Linked DNA regions of Mus musculus: region 1 is linked to region 2. Evidence: chromatin loops called from intact Hi-C (ENCODE). Cell type or tissue: gastrocnemius. All regions are shown on one strand. Links, peaks and the distances in the headings refer to the core of each region. The heading gives the core; the rest is flanking DNA.

Evidence for each region. A loop is a pair of places that touch in the nucleus more often than their neighbours do. Peaks named below come from ENCODE experiments on the same cell type or tissue, not always from the same donor. Only the 100,000 strongest peaks of a DNase experiment are listed, where the experiment ranks them.
Region 1: it touches region 2 in a loop (2.3-fold over the local background); 1 of 42 quality-filtered maps calls a loop at or near these places.

What each region holds. Positions count from the first base shown.
Region 1 is chr4:121,152,692-121,161,169 of GRCm38, reverse strand. It overlaps Rlf (rearranged L-myc fusion sequence), which reads left to right. Exons shown (of 8, transcript NM_001346660.1): 6 at 1,842-1,978; 7 at 6,173-6,314. Among named protein-coding and RNA genes, the nearest start is that of Tmco2, 48 kb to the right of the region's middle. In gastrocnemius, for the core only: no CTCF peak of the experiment used is centred there; no DNase peak of the experiment used is centred there.
Region 2 is chr4:121,210,602-121,219,079 of GRCm38, reverse strand. It overlaps Rlf (rearranged L-myc fusion sequence), which reads left to right and starts at 3,996. Exons shown (of 8, transcript NM_001346660.1): 1 at 3,996-4,245. The coding sequence starts at 4,009. In gastrocnemius, for the core only: no CTCF peak of the experiment used is centred there; DNase peaks (open chromatin) are centred at 3,399, 3,933 and 4,407; H3K4me3 peaks cover 2,500 bases; H3K27ac peaks cover 2,050 bases.

The sequences.
Region 1 (8,478 bases), core at 2,388-4,887, 57 kb after region 2:
GTTTGTTTTGTTTGCTTTGGGGTTCTTTGTCTTGTTTGTTTGTTTGTTTGTTTGTTTTGAAACAAGGATTTTCTGTGTAGCCCAGGCTGGTCTTGAACTCACAGAGATCGACCTGCCTCTGCTGCCCCACCCTTACTCCCTCCAGTGCTGAGATTAAAAGCTTGCACCGTGGATTAGTGTTGATGCTTTGGTTGATAGCTCATTGGACTGGAAGGATCGCTGCAGAGGCAAACATAATAAGTTCAAGAATCCAGGGAGGTGGCTCATGCTGGTAATTCCAGTATTTGGGAAACTGAAAGATTAGAATTGCTGTGCGTTCAAGATAGCCTGGGCTATATAGTGAATTCCAGCACAGCCTGAACCACAGAGCAGACCCTATGTCAAAAATAAATAAGTTTTAAAAAGAGAGTTGTAGAAACAACTGAGGCAGTAAAGTGCTTGCTATACAAGAATGAAAACCAGAGTTTAATACCCAGAGCCCATTTTAAAAATAAAACAAAATAAGCATAGTGGCACACTCCTATAATCCAGCATTGAAAAGGGAAGAGATAGGGGACTACCTGGGGCTTGTTGGTCATGTGAGATTTAGGACAAAGTCTGAGTTGGAAGAGTTCTTGGAGCCAAGCTGAGTGTAGAGGCCTTTGGTTCTCTGTGAATTCAAGGCCAGTCTGCTCTACATAGTGAGTTCCAAGACAGCCAAAGCTACAGAGTGAAACCCTATCTCAAAAAACAAACCTGCAAGAGAAAAATTGAAGCCAGGAATGAATATGAATAGCTTTTTCAGAGGGCCAACAAGATGGCTCAGCAGGTAGAGGCACACCTGACAACCTGAGTTTAATCCTGGATCCCACCTGGTGGCAGGAGGAATCTCAGGGAGTTGTCCCATAACTTTCACTGGAGTTTCACATGCGCTTTTTAAAACGGGGGATGGGTGTGGGGGGAGATTAACTGGTTTCAGAACTCTAGGAAGTAAAGGTTTGCAATATTTGAGGGGATTATTCACATACAGGAGAAAGGAAGGAGAATGAATTGTCACCCCCTTGAGTGTCTTCAAAGTTAGGATAAGGAGTTTCATAAAAGGAAGAGAGGAAGCAGGGTGTGGTGGTGCACGCCTTTAATCCCAGCACTCGGGAGGCAGAGGCAGGCGGATTTCTGAGTTCGAGGCCAGCCTGGTCTACAGAGTGAGTTCCAGGACAGCCAGGGCTCCACAGAGAAACCCTGTCTTGAAGAGGAAAAGAGGAGACAGGATGTGGTGTCCCCAGCTACTAAGGAGCTTTATGAGTTTGAGGCCTCCTGGGGCAACTTACTAAGACCCTGTTTCAAATGGAGGAGTGGTGGGCAGTACTCTGTTACTGTCCAGGCTTCTTCCCTTTGCAGTGCAGTTAGTAAACATTTTTATTTCTACTAAAGAATGAGGGCAGGTGGATGAAGCTCAGTTGTAGAGTGATGGTTGTCATGTTAAGCCCCTCTGTTCACTACTCAGCACTGGGGGTTTTAGGAAAGAGGAGACAAGGGATGTAACTTCTGATGGAAATAGCCAGGTGATGGAAAGAATTTTACTCCTATGGTAGCAGTGTTTGTGAATACTTTAAGACTGCAGAATGTTTGTGTTTGTATTAATAAAGAACAAATAGGAGCTTCTTTACAAAATGCCCATACCTTTCTCATCTTAATAGTTTGATAAATGAAGCATCCGTGCTCTACTACTCAGATTTTACTTTTACTTAGTCAGTAAAATAGTTACCATGCCTCTCATTCTTGTCAAAGAAATTATCAAAGATAAAGTGTTACAGAAAAAGTTACCATTTTCCTTTTAACTTAGCTATCTCCTTCTTTGATAGATTGCAAAGGTGGACTGCAAGGACGTGTTAGACATCATATGTAATCTGGAATCTGAGGGTCAGGATAACACAGCATTTGTTCTTTGTACAACTTACCTTACCCAGCAGCTCCAAACGGCCAGTGTATATTGTTCTTGGTAAGTATACTTACTTTGTATATACTTTGTTTGTTACTATAGAGCTTGGGATTTAGGATCTGTGTGAGATGTAAATCTTAGCACATAAATAAAATCTTGATTACAATAAAATCATTTAAATAAAAATGCTATTAGTATAACATAGAAAAGGGATGGTAGGACGTTTCTCTTGCTGGTCCTGTGGATGGTTGTCTCTTGTCTCCCGTAGATGTCTTCTTTCTTGAAGCAGCATTAGCATTACGTCAGCATTATGGAACAGAAAGAAAGAGTATTTCCCCTTAACATTTGTTAATATCTTCTGGTTGTAACTTGCTCTAATTTAGAAACCCATTAATGAAAAAAATTAGATTACCTACGAGTCCAGCTAAAATTTGCATTACAAAAGGAAGTTCCTTTGGGTGCCTATTTGATTTGCAACCTTGGTACCATGTAGATGACATTGCATTTTTTATTTAGTTTTGTTTATGTATGCCTGTAGAATGCTTAGTTACTAAAAAAAAAAAAAAAGAAAGAAAAAAGAAAAAAGAAACAAATATATCCATAAACTCTTAATTCTAAATGTATTAGATTTATTAGATAAACTTGATAGGCAGGAAATACTTGTCAGTGAACATTTCATTAGCAATAGAAACACTGCACTGGAGCAGCTGAGAAAGGCGCCAGCTTGAGGAAAGCTTAGCTTTTTCTTTTTTGCTTTTTTTTTTTCCCCTAGAAAATCTAGTAAAGGCCTTTCATGTACTTGATTGGTCTTCCTCTAGAGCTGCTTTAGCTATCTGTATGGTTTTCTTAGAGTGGGAAGAGAGTGTGTGACTCACGAGTGCATAGGTATACCCACTAGCCATGTCATGCTTGTGGAGATTAGAAGACAATCCTGAGTAAAGGTTTTTCACTTTCCACTTCCATTTTTTTGTCTACCATTTATATAGAAGTATTTATTGATATCCTGTAAATTACCTCACCCCATCATTCATTACAGTATGAGGCAGTAGAATCAGTGATTGAGAAATGTTATGATTTCTTAGTCTCAAGTTTGAAGTTATAAAGCACAAGCCCAAAAGTTTTGCTTCTTCCTTGAGTGCATTCCTTTCACTCAAACAAAACATTTTTTTTGTTGTTGTTTTGAGCCAGTGTCTCCATATCCCAAACTGACCTTGAACACTCTGTTCTCCTGGTTCCACTAACCAAGCTTTGACCCTAGGGCTTTACACAGAGAAGAGCTGCTGTGGGCCACAGCCACATAACACAGACTAAAATGCAGGTTGTAATCTGTCACTGAATCCATGACACCGCATGTGTGTGTCCTATGAACAAAGAGACTGTGGGGTAAGGGCCCCACCCAGGTCTTAATAATCATTGTAGGCATTTTACCAGAGTGAAATAATATAAATAAAACAAATTGTTAAATAGCAGTGAGATGTTTTATCATTAAATCAAGTAAAACCTTTTTTTTTTTTCCACTAGGAATCTGGAGATTAGAAATTCTAGCTTCAGCAAGTAGATTAGAAACAAAACCTAAATTTTTCTTAGTATGGTTAAATATATTTCATTTTCAATAATAAAAACATCTGCTAGTTGTATCTAGACTTTTGAGACAGAATCTCTCAACATAGCCCTGGCTGTTCTCCAGCTCACTGGGTAGTCCAGGCTGGCCTCAAATTCACAGAGATCCGGATCTGCCTCTGTCTCTGCCATGTAGTTAATAAAATCGTATATAGAACATTATCTTCTTGTTCTTTGCTGCTACATATGCTGGGCTAGCTGGCCTAGGAACTTCTAGAAATTCTCTCTCTTCCTGGCATCTTGGAACAGGCACAGAACTACAGATTCTATACTTCTGCATCCGGCTTTACATGAGTTCAGAGAATTCAAGTCAGGCCCTCATCTTTGTATGACTGAAGAGTCTTTAAGTATTTTCAGAAACACACCCACGCATTTATTGTACTTTTATTTCTTGTTTGTTTTCCTCCTTTGGTTATTTGGGATAGGATCTTAATCTGTAGCCCAAGCTGGTCCTAAATATAAGGTACTGCCTCTGTGCAGACATGAGGCATCCCACCCACACCCAGCTTCAGACCTTTCCTCCTATTTGTGTGTATTTCATGAGTACTTGTGCTTAGAGAGCAGAGGTCAATTGTCTTCCACCTGTTTTCCCTGCTTCCTCTCAGCAAACCCAGAATTTTCCAATTAGGCTGACTGAGCTGGCCAACAAACATGGGGATCCTCTGTTTCCAGGATACCAGTACTGGGACTCTAGTGTTCCCCACACCCAGCCTTTCACATGTGTGCTGGGGATCCAAACCCAAGTCCTCATTCTTGTACAGCAAGGCCTTTACACACGAAGCCATCTCCCCAGACTCCTCCCACAAGTTTTTAGTGTTCTTGACACAACTTTTCTTTTACAGTGGTCTTTTTCTTCCCCTTTTCTTTTTACTCAGCCACGATTCACCGGAACCTGTAGCTGTCTCTAGGATTAATGCTGTTCCCTGGAAGTGGGAAGGGATTAATGGGGATTTATTTTTCCTCTTGGAAAAAAAAAAAAAAAACAAACAAAGAAAGAAAATCTTAGTCACTTTACACTTTGTTAAAAAGCTTCTTCTTTCAAAACGAAATAGAATCTAATTTTAAAAAGAAAACAACAAAAACCCTTTCTTCCTTTTGTGGGGTGGGTCTAGATATTGCAGTCAGAAATAATCACCACACATAACAATAAATTTAAGAAAGGTTTAATTGCAGAACTACTGTTCAAGTAAGACTAATTTGTTATGCTGGGCACTTTTGTGTGTTTAAGATAGAGGGAATCCATGGCTCTTGTTTAGGAAAGTATTTCAAGACTGGAGTTGCAGCTCATGCTTGTCATGAGGATTTAGGAATCTGAGGGAAAGGGGGCGCCATGAACTTGAGGCTGCCCTGCCTACAGAGTATGAACCCATTGCTAGCAAAGTTTAAGTGACATTTTTGTTGTGGGGTGCCCTCAAAGTCCACAAGAGGGCATCAGATTCTTGGTGGTTAGAGTTACAAGCAGCTATGAGCCTCCTGGTTTGGGTACTGGCATCCAAATTTGGGTCCTCTACAAGAGCAGGAAATATTTTTAATGGCTGAGCCATCTTTTCAAACCAGTGAGCAAGCGTCCCTATGTGGGTATGTCTGTGTATCTGTATTCATGTGTGCTCACATGTGTGCACATGCATCCCGAGACCAGTAGAGGATGTAAGGTTCCCCTGAAGCTGGAGTTACAAACCATTTGTTGTTCATTTCTAGATATGGATGCTAGAAACCAAATTCTGTGCCTCTACAAAAGTAACAAGAGCTCTTGATTATTTGACTATCTCTCCGGCACTAATGAAATTTTTTATTTAGGGTTTTTTGTGGTTTTGAGACTGGATCTTGCTCTTCATTCCAGCTGGCTTCTTACCTATCGAATAGCCCATCCTGGTCTTGAACAGATAACAATACTCCTAACCCAGCCTTTAAAATACCAAGATTACACATCTGCTACCATGTCTGGCTTTAGAAAGTAAATTTAAGATAATTTACATTGCATAGTCTTTAATCTTCAGAATTATATGTAATTGGCTTTATTTAGTAGATTTCACATACACACACAGGAACTCGGGGGAGGGGGTGCACATACTAAGCAAGTATTATACCTCTAAACTATGTTCCCAGCTTTCACATACATATTTCTTTTGAAAGATACTCTTTATTCATTCATTCAATCATTTGAGAGCAATGTCTATCTACATAGCCCTGGCTGTCTTGGAAGTCACTTTGTAGACCATTTTACTTAAACATTCAGTGACATGGGCTTAGTGGGGCCATCAGGTTGACAGGCTGCACAGATTTCCTTGGTTCTTGCCCATCTCATTAGAAGAGGGTTTAATTCACTCAATATAAGCAGACTAATCCAAAAGTTAAACCTTTTAGAACACGGGGGAATCTACGAAAGAAGCTTAATGGCATCATAAAGGAAGTAGTTGGTTTTTAGCTTTACACAGACAAGGAGAGGAATCAGAACTTCCAGGATGGATGGTGTTGCCCATTTTAGGGGAGTAATGGAGAATATAGACAACTTTTCATTTGGTTTCTGTTGCATGTATTGCCAGCTTACTTTCATTGACACAAAAAAAAAAAAAGTGGTCAAATGGGACAGCAAACACAAGTTTAAATATTTAATACAGCCATTTTTCTTTACAGGGAGCTGACTCTCTTTTGGAGTAAACTGCAAAGAAGAATTGACCCATCTTTGGAGACATTTTTGGAGCGTTGTCGGCAGTTTGGTGTCATAGCTAAAACACAACAGCATTTATTTTGCCTGATTAGAGTCATACAGACTGAAGTGAGTAGTTTATGCTTTCCGTATTGATCGTGGCAACTTCTCAGAGAATTCTTGTTGGATAAAGAGAATCTAAAATTATGGAGTTGGCCCTGCCTCGCTGATGTGCACACTGGCCTCTCAGGAGCCACAGGTTGGGTCTGGTGTGGGGGGTTTGAGACACTGTCTCACGTAGTCCAGGGTGCAATCCAATGCCGGGTCCTCCTGCCTCCTCCTCGGTACTGGTTACCATGTTTGTACTACCATGCCTGGCTTTTTGGTTTTAAAACTAACTTTGAGCTGACTCCCTCTCCCTGTCTCACTGTCATTCTAGAATGAGAAATGGGGATCATGGGACTTGCCATGTGGGTGCTGGAAATGAAACCCAGGCCATCTGAGAAGCTGAGCAGTGTGTGCTCTTAACCACTGTGTCGCCCATCTCTCCAGTTAGATTCATCACGTCTCTTTAAAAACAAAACAAAAAACATTTATTTCTCTGTGTGTGAGTACACACCACATCTTATGTAAAGATGAAAGTAATTGTTTTCCCTTTCCTATGTGGCTCCTAGGGAATGTATTCTTACCCACTGAGCCCATCATCTTACTGGTCCTGTCTAGACTTAAGTTTAAAGAGCCAGTCTGGGTAGTATAGTTAGTGTAAGGTCAACTGATTGGAGACCATTATTTTCGAAGTCCCTTTTGATATCACATGTATAACATAATTGTATAATTATGTATTTAAGTATTCATACTTGAGGAAGAGATTTTTCTAAAGCTGAATGCCAATCAACAAGAGTTCTCTCTCTTTTTTTTAAGCGGGGCTTAGAAAAATAATACTAGTTTACAATTATGGGGGTTTTGCACCATATTTGCATCACATGCACGCCTTGTGCCAGAACTGGGTGTTGGATCCTCTAGAACTGGAATTTTCAGATGATTCAGAGCCACCATGTGGATGCTGGGAATCAAAGCCAATCCTCAAAGAGCAGCCAGTGCTCTTAACCATTGAGCCATCTCTTCGGCCCTATTTAAGTGGGTTTGGTTGGGTTTTTTGTATGTGTTTGTTTGTTTTATTTTGTTTTAAGACAAGATCTTGCTATACAGTCCATGCTAGCTTCAGTTTTGCTGTTTGGCTTTCCTAAAACAGAAATTATATACATGAGCCACCAGTGATAGATACTTAGGGTTAATTTGGAATCTACAGATTTTTAAGAACACAAAATAATGGGGAAGCTGCTAGATATTAGAGAAAGGTTTTTGTTGTTGTTGTTGTTTGTTTGTTGGTGGCTTTTGGGTAGGAGTTGGAGTTGTTGGTTTTGGACAGGCTGAGGAATTTACCACTTAACCTGCAGCACCAGAACTCTCAGATGTGGGTATGAGCTATATCCTTGCATAGTCCTCACATGATGTCTTCCTGAAGGCAGAAGAAATTTAAAGTGGTAGGTGAAAGGGAATTAAGTTGTAAACTTGTTAAAATTGAGATTTCTTAACTAAGATTCATGGTGGCATGCATAGAAAAATTCTCCTCTTTTTATATAGAAATGTAATATAAATTAAAATGGATACAGTTCAGGTCCACATGTATAAAGCACACATTGCTTAATACCAATTCAAAGTCTTAAGCTGTGCACCCTGACTTTTCTAACCTTGACTATGGTATGTCCATTTAGAGAGCAGGAGAGAAGTAGGACAGATACTCCATGATATGATACACTTTCCTAACCTAGATAGCAGCACATGCATGTGGGTCATCCAGCTGCAAGAGGGGCTAGGCTATGTATGTTTCATTGTTATGGATGACTTTGTAACTATTTTAAAATCAAGCAACACATACCTGTCTATAATTACAGTACTTGTGAGGCAAAATGCGGCATCAAAAGTTCCAGTTAGCCGCAATAGCAAATTCTTCTCAACTAACCAAGGACTGGAATTATAGTGAACTGGGCTAGGATTTGCAAGACTCTGTAATCAAGATGCTTGTACTTTGATATGGCCCAAGGCTGTCATCTGAGTTTCTACATGATTAGTAATCAGGACACGCATGTTCATTCCCTCGGCCCAAACAAAAGCTAAGCTTGGTAGCACACACCTTTAAATCTGGCATTCAGGAGGTAGGCAGATCTCTGTGAGTTCAAGGCCAGCCTGGTCTACATAATGAGTTCCAGGACAGCCAAAGGTACAAAGAAAC
Region 2 (8,478 bases), core at 3,250-5,749:
CAGGAGTTCAAGGCCATTTCTGAGCTATGTAGCAGACTGGAAGCCAGACAAGCAATATGAGAACCTTTGTCAACATAAATAAGGAGCTGGGCCTGGTGAGACAGGCCTGCAATCTCAGCTGTCTGGGGGCTGAAGCAGTTTTACTGAAGGTTCAATCAAGGCTTGAGTAGGGTAATAAGAAGTTCAAGGACAACCACCTGGTGACTTAATGAGACCCTGTTTCAATTTAAAGGAAATATTGTTAAAGGGCTAGGAATGAAGGTATAGCTCTGTAGCAGAATGCCTGTTGAGTAAATGCAAGACTCTAAATTCAATCCTCAGTGGACAAAGGAAGGGAAGAATACAGTGTGCGGATAATGTTTGAAATACAAGTATTCAGGAGTCAGAAGTAGGCAGGCTGCCTCAAGTTCAAAGCCAGTCTGTTTTATGTAGCAAGTTCCAGACCAGCCAGGTCTGCTTAGCAAAACTCTTTCTGTCTAAAGAGCCAAATATTAAAGATGGTGGTGACAGTAATGCTAGGAGAGAGGAGGGAGGAAGAGTCACGTTGAATGGCTTCATTTCTAATGAAATATCTAAATATATGATTCAAATGTCACTTTATACCTTCAAGTGATACTTGGCTATAAAAATGTGACTGTTATTTGTTAAATTTTATTTGACAGCAGTCCTATCAAGAGACACCAAACACTTCATGACCAAAGAATTCTTCAAAACAAGTGAGAGATAAGCTCTCTTTTAGGGTGTAATGGTCTTCAGGGAGATGGATCAGAATTCTGTTGAGTTGACTTCAATGGGCAGAAACAGAGAAACTTTCACAAAATGTTGAGCAAATCACAAGGACTGTGAAGCAAAACATGCTGAGTATAAACCTATTCTGGTACTAACTCATTTCTGTGGCTCTATTATTAGAGAATACATAGCATTTATTTATGTATACTTTGTCACAGGATATAAGAAAGGAAAAACAGAGGACATTGTATCATCAACAATAACAGTTGCAACATCTCAACCAATTATGATGTATCAGGAATCATATTAACACTTTCTATGAATCTACTATCTGATCTTACTCTTATAACCCTATGTTCAGAAGTTCCCATGACCTCACCTACAGCTAACACAAGCACAGCACACATTTACCAATGCTTGAAAACACACCAAGCTGGGATTGTAGTTTAGTTAGTCGAGCACTTACCACATGGATGTGAAACCCTGGGTTCGATCCCCAGCGCTACAGTACTGGGACATGAGCATCCATGCCCTTGTAATCCTAACACTAGGGAGGATGCAGCCTCCCTTGGCTACAGAGTAAGCTTGATTCCATCCTGGGCTACATGGAACTCTGTCTCAAAAAACAAAAACTAAGAAGCAACATAAACACCCCACACACACCAAGTTCTTAGTAACCCCTTTCATAGTTATATGGCATATGAGTAAGCTTTCAATCAGGTCCTCTCCCTAATTCTCTGAAATAACTGCAACTCGCACAAACACTGCATATTGGGACCAGTTTATTTCATGTCTAGCATCTTCCTGGACCCACAAGCATTTTATCTGTGATCCACTACTATAATGGGGCTAATTTCAGAGATGAGCTGGAGCTTTCTGTTTCCAATGTTTGAGTAGCTCACAAAGTCTCTTAAGCATACCCAGGCCCAAAGTCTGTTGTCTTAAAAACAAATTCCTCTAGAGGTCAGTTCTGATAAACTCCTTGGTCAAGCTAACTGTACCTTGGGAGAGTTAATTATCAAAACAGATGGGCACTGAGTCTCAGGGAGGTAAAAATAGATAATAGATAAATGGATAGATGGATGGATGGATGGATGGATGGATGGATGGACAGAAGAACAGAAAGATAGACTAGATAGATAGATAGATAGATAGACAGACAGACAATTTTTAAGAAACATCTTGACCATTCAACAGTGCCCTAGAGTCTCCCTGTATCTTATCTAGTATGCATTCTCTCCTTTCTCACTTTGTAACAACTTGAACAAGGCTTTTTCCCCCTAAGAAGCTTGATGATTGTCCTTTTATTGCTGTGATCCATTCAATATCCAAAATTGACTTGGAGAAGAAAGGGTTTGTGTGGCTTACATGTCCCAGTCCCAGGTGATCATTGAGGGATCTATTCCTGCACAAACATGACCAAGAAGCAGTTGGGGAGGAAAGGGTTTATTCAGCTTACATTTCCACATTGCTGTTCATCACTGAAAGAAGTCACGACTGGACCTCAAGCAGGTCAGGGAGCAGGAGCAGGAGCAGATGCAGATGCAGATGCAGATGCAGATGCAGATGCAGAGGCCATGGAGGGATGTTACTTACTGGCTTGCTTCCCCTGGCTTACTCAGCCTGTTCTCTTATAGAACCAAGACTACCAGCCCAGAGATGGCACCACCCATAAGGGGACCTCCCCCCTTGATCACTAATTGAGAAAATGCTTTGCAGCTGGGTCTCATGGAAGCATTTCCCCAACTGAAGCTCCTTTCTCTGTGATAGCTCCAGCCTGTGTCAAGTTGACACAAAATTAGCCAGTACAGATGCCATAGCAGTAACTCAAGCAGGAGCAGAGGCAGGAACTGTGGGGAAAACGCTTCTCACTGATTTGCTTCTATGCTCAGATGCTGTCCCTTGCTTATCCCTCCCAGTACCATCTGCCCAGGGGTAATACCACCCACAGTGGGCTGGGCCATCCCACGTCAGTCAACAAACAAAACATGTCATGGACATGCCTACAGGGATCAGTGGGATGGAGGCACCTCTCAGTTGAGGTTCCCTCCTCCCAAGTGACTCTGGTTTTGTATTAAAGTCACAAACAACTGACCAATCAGCACAATGGCTCATATTTCATGGAGGGGAAAGCAACATTTAGGTCATAACTCTCAAATCTCCCATTATCAAATTATACATTTACCTTCATCTAGACCCATTGTTTATAGAGTTCCTCCAGTTGAAGTGAGGGTATCCCTCATTTGTATACTAGACCAAACATCTTATGTTCTGGATTTTATATATATATATATATATATATGTATATATATATATATACATATATATATATATATATAATGTATGTGTATATACACACACACACACACACATATACATATACACACACACATATATACATATTTTTTTCTTGTTTTCACCACTTCATCTACTGGGCTCCAGCCACACCATTTTGCCATTCTCCCTTTTCTTCTCTGTTCTTCTTTGCATTTCTTTCTTGTCCCCTCCCACTAATACCTGGAACTCATGATCCTCCTGTCTCAGTCTCTCAAGTGCTGGATTACAGTGGCTTTGCCTTGGCTGTCCTGGAACTCGCTCTATATACCAGTCTGGCTTCTAACCCACAGAGATCCAGCCTGTCTCTGCACACCTCCAGTCGCAGCACTTGGGAGGCAGAGGCAGGTGAACTTTTAAGTTTGAGGCCAGCCTGATCTGCAATGTGAGTTACAGGACAGCTAGTCCTACACAGGGAATCCTTGTCTTGAAAACAACTTTTTAAAAGTCCCCCCCCCCCCCTTTTTAGTAGAATCGTCTCAACGCCATATATTTTGACCAATCCTTTTTCCAGCGACTAGTAATGCCATTCCCATTTTAAACCAAATTCCCTTCAGTTTGTTTTCAGGTCGGCCTAACAATCTTTATTTTCCTCCAACCGGGGATGCTTTTCTCCGAGCTTCTTTCTGGGCTGCCTTTCCCTTGCTCTTCGGTTCGCTGCTCCGCAGACATCTCTCTCATATCTCCATTGTCTCTAGGCCCTTTGCGCTCCTCGACTCTGAAGGGCCTGTAGAACCCAGGGCCGCTAGAATCTCGCCGTTGCTAGGCTGTTGCTAGGGCGGTTGCGGTGGAGACTTCTGAGAGGACCAACATTCGGCGTCCTAGTGACGGATAAAGTTGGCGCCAGCGTCGCCAGGGGGGTGCGTCACTAACACGGGCGATTGGGGGCGGGGCCAGGCGGAGTCACGTGGTTTGGTTGCCTACGCGCTGCTGGGCCGTGGGAAGATGGCGGACGGAAAGGGAGACGCCACGGCCGCCGCCGGGGCCGGGGCTGGGGCTGAGGCTCCGGCGGTGGCGGGAGCCGAAGTCGAGACTGAGTCCATGGCTCGGGGTCATCGCCCTGCATCTCCGGCGTCGGGAGCGCCGGGCCTACGACCGTGTCTCTGGCAGCTGGAGACCGAGCTGAGGGAGCAGGAGGTGTCCGAGGTCTCATCTTTGAGCTACTGCCGGAGCTTCTGCCAGGTGAGGGGTGGACTAGATGGCCGAGGGTGGAGGGGCGGGGAGGCCGGGAGAAGAGACTCGGGATCCGCCTCAACAGCCGGGGGCTTCGCGGGGAAAAACGCCACCCCCGTATCTCGCCGCGCCCCCGGGCCGGGCAGGCCCAGCTCTGCCGTAACCCGACTTCAGTCACTGCCCGGGCGGATTGCGCTGGGCGGTCCTGAGCCCAGAGAGCTCCCTGCAAGGGCTGTGCCCTGTCGCTGTTGCCTGGGTCCTGGCCGGGTGGTTGGAGCGCCACTGCCCCCCTGAGGGATCGATTGCCAGTTCCTGCAGGGAGATGCTTTTTTTTTTGAGTGGTGTGCTGATCTCCAAACTGAAAAACCTTGTTTTTCTGAACAATCAGGAGAGGTGGGCTCTGACCAGAGACTTATCTTTAAAGTCACATCTTTTGGCTTCCCTAAGATACGACGGTTGGTCTTGGATGGCGTCTGGAGCTTTCTGATTAGGGAATACTGAGCCGGTTGATTGGTTTTTGTGGGGTGTTTGTTTGTTTGTTTGTTTTTGCCACTGTGGGCGGGTGTGAAAAGATATGTTTATGCCATTCTTTGACCTGTTTTGTATTCATCTGCTGGTTGTACTACTAGGAATGGAGCCTGGTAGCTCTGTAATGGAGATTAGTCTGAGTGGAAGAGGTCGGGAGAGAGATATAGAGAATGGCCTCTTTGGCAGTCGGGTGATTGATCGTTTCTGTGCGGGTCCCAATCTGTGGGGCTACATGCTGACAGATGTGATTTTAAGTTTGGTCTCCGTGACCACGTTGCAGTTTTTTTTCTATGTTTTCGAGTGTCTTCCAAGTGTAAATGCTTGCCGTCATTGTTTCTGCATCTGGTACTTAGACTATCAGGTTTCTGCCATCCCTTTGCTCCTCATTTGGAGTACCTTAGAGAATAGAAAATAATCGAGGTATGTTGGTACGTGGACTCTTAATGAGCAATTGAGTGCTGAAAAGATTGTGGAGTTAGAAAGTTGTAGTTGGAGTAGTGAGCAATCTGCTTTGTTGGTCCTGGGCAGAATTAGTTGTCTCTGTTGAGTTCATTTGTATCCCACTCTTTGACCCAGAACTTCGTCTATTTGGAATTTTTCTCTGCTAATATTTTCTATACATTAGATCATGTCAGTTCTTGTGTGCACAATCGTCAGCATTCTCATTATTGTCTACTAATAATGATCACTCTTATTTAGGGCAGGCATGTATTCCACAGATTTTTTCCAACCCTTAGAATGGTGCCAGGAAGACTTATGGAAGTTGAAGGGCGTCTTGGGCATTATAATGGACTCCCAGGCTAGGCTTACAGTGTGATATTCCTCTCTCAAATAGACATTTCATACCACCCCCCAAAAAGAAATGACAGAATTAATTAGTGCAGTTTTGGTAGTGATGAGAAAAAAATGTCACGCAGAGGGTGTAAGGAGACTTCATGGGACAGCCTAGTGAGAATGACAGAAAAAAAATGGATGTAATGTGTGTTGAGAACTGGGAGAAGCCACTTTGGGTAGGGTAGAGCCTCAGACTTACAGGATATAATTGAATCCTAGGAGGGCCTGGAGCAAGAGTGACAGAGGTAGAGATGAGAGGGAACACAGAATGCTGTGGGACAGGAGGGAAGTAATTGCAGGGAGAGTGGAAGTAGGAAAACAACTGTGGATTTTGAACAGAGCTTTGAAGTTTACATTATCTGCCAGCAAAACATTAAAGGGTGACTGTAGCCAGTCAGATCGGATTGTCAGAATATACTGTACAGAAGTAGTGTGGGAAAATTGGACCATTAATTAGACTAGTTGAATAGTTTTCTTGGTTCCCTCTTTCCCCCCTCTGTGTATCCTTGGATGCCCAGGAACTAACTCTTTAGACCAAGCTCACCTTAAACCTCCGCCTGCCTCTGCTCTAGAGAACTGAGATTAGATATGTGTCACCGGTGCCTGACATTGGTTCCACATTGGAAAGGCAGAATACAAAATCTTTTATTGTATGACTGAATCAGAAGATGAAAAGCTGGGAGCACATAATACATAAAGATTGGTGGCTGGTAGTGCATTAAAGAAAAGGGCTGACTGTGCTCCTCCAGTGGTCACTGTTACAGATTGTTCTCAACAGGTATTCAGAAATATCATCCTAGCCTGAGTGTGGTGGGACATACTTTAATCTCAGCATTCTTGAGACAGAGGTGGGGCAAGTGGGCCTCTGAGTTTAAGGCCAGCTTGGTCTATGTGGTAAGTTCCAAGCCATCCAGGTCTATACAGTAAGACCTTATCTCAAAGAAAAGAGAAGAAATGTTATAAAAACTTAAATTGTACCTACTGTTATAACATTTCTTATATGCTGTTATCATATAAGAAATATGTCTATCTCAAGCCAGCCTTTAATCTCAGGAGGCAGACAGGGGAATCTCTGTGAGTTCCAGAACATCCTGGTCTACCTAGTGTGCGTTCAGGACAGCTAGAAATACATAGTGAGACCCTCTCTTTAAAAAAAAAAAAAAAAAAAGGAGGAGTCGGGCGTGGTGTCGCACACCTTTAATCCCAGCACTCAGGAGGCAGAGGCAGGCGGATTTCTGAGTTCGAGGCCAGCCTGGCCTACAAAGTTGAGTTCCAGGACAGCCAGGGCTATACAGAGAAACCCTATCTCGGGGGGGGGGGGGGGGGGAGAAAGAGGAAAGGAGAAAGGAAGGAAGAAAATTATACTTTTAAGTATCTAAAGTGTCTTAAAAGCCTAATGAATGTGGTGTCTCATCTGTAATTCCAACTCCAGGGAAGCAGAGACAAGAGTTCCCCTGAGGAAACTGGCTGGCCAGACCATGTGAAAATAGGAACTCTTTGTTTTGTTTTGTTTTGTTTAAGATTTATTTATTTTTATGTGCCCTTGATGTTTTTCCTGCATGTGTATATGTCTGTGCAAGCATGCCAGATCCCCTGGAACTGGAGTCATAGACATTTGTGAGCTGTCATGTAGGCTGAGAATTGAACCGAGTTCAGCTCTTCTGGAAGAGAACAGCCAGTGCTCTTAACTGCTGAGCTGCCTTTCCAGCCCAGGAATTCTGGGTACAGGGATGCTCATCAGAGACCCTGTCTTGGTTTAAGGTGAAGAGCAAACAAGGAAGATATGCCAGCCTCCAACTTCCATTTGGAGTAAGAGAACCAATTCCAAAAAGTTGTCCTTTGACCTCCACGATACCACTGTTTTTAAAAGTAACTTAAAAAAAAAAAAAGATTAATGCTGCACTTTTTGTTAATGTTGAAAAATCGTCTTGAAATTTTTTGCTATATTTAGGAAACACATTCTCAGTCTGGGTGGACAGGGTGACTCAGTGGATACAAATGCTTGCTGCTGAGCCTCATGACCTGAGACTGACTCCAGGGACCCACATGCTGTCCTCTGACCTCCACATGCACACTCTAGCGTGCTGCTCAATGGATGAATGAAAGAATTGTAAAAAACATTTTGAAAGTCTTAGAACTGTTAACTTTGTTTGTAGCACAGGTTTTGAAGACTTTTTAAAAAAGATTTGTTTATTTTATGTATATGAGTACACTGTAGCTGCACAGTTGTTGTGAGCCTTCATGTGGTTGTTGGGAATTGAATTTTTAGGACCTCTGCTCGCTCTGGTCAACCCCACTCACTCCAGTCGGCCCTGCTTTCTCCGGTCAGCCCCCCTTGCTCAGTCCCTGCTTGCTCTGGCCCAAAGATTTATTTATTATTATACATAAGTACAACGTAGCTGTTTTCAGATGCACCAGAAGAGGGTGTCAGATCTCATTATGGGTTGTTGTGAACCACCACGTGGTTGCTGGGAATTGAACTCAGGACCTTTGGAAAAGCAGTCAGTGCTCTTAACCACTGAACCATCTCGCCAGCCCTTGAAGGCTTTGTAATTGAATTTCATTTAGCATACAAGAAATTAGTTGGGAGGTGATTATACTGGAAGGATAAAAGAGTTACCAAACAAGTAATTTAATGAGTAAATATATTACATACTTTTAAATTCTAGACTTACAGTAACATTGCAGATAGCTTTTGTTTGCTTGTTTGTTTCTGTTTTGTTTTGTTTTGTTTTGTTTTTGAGATGGGGTCTGGCTGTGTAGCCTTGGCTGGCCTCAAATTGGCTACTAGACCAGGCCGTCCTGGAACTCATATGCCTGCTTCTGCTTCACAAGTGCTAGAAATAAAGGCTTGTATCACCATGTCCAGCTCAACTTCGT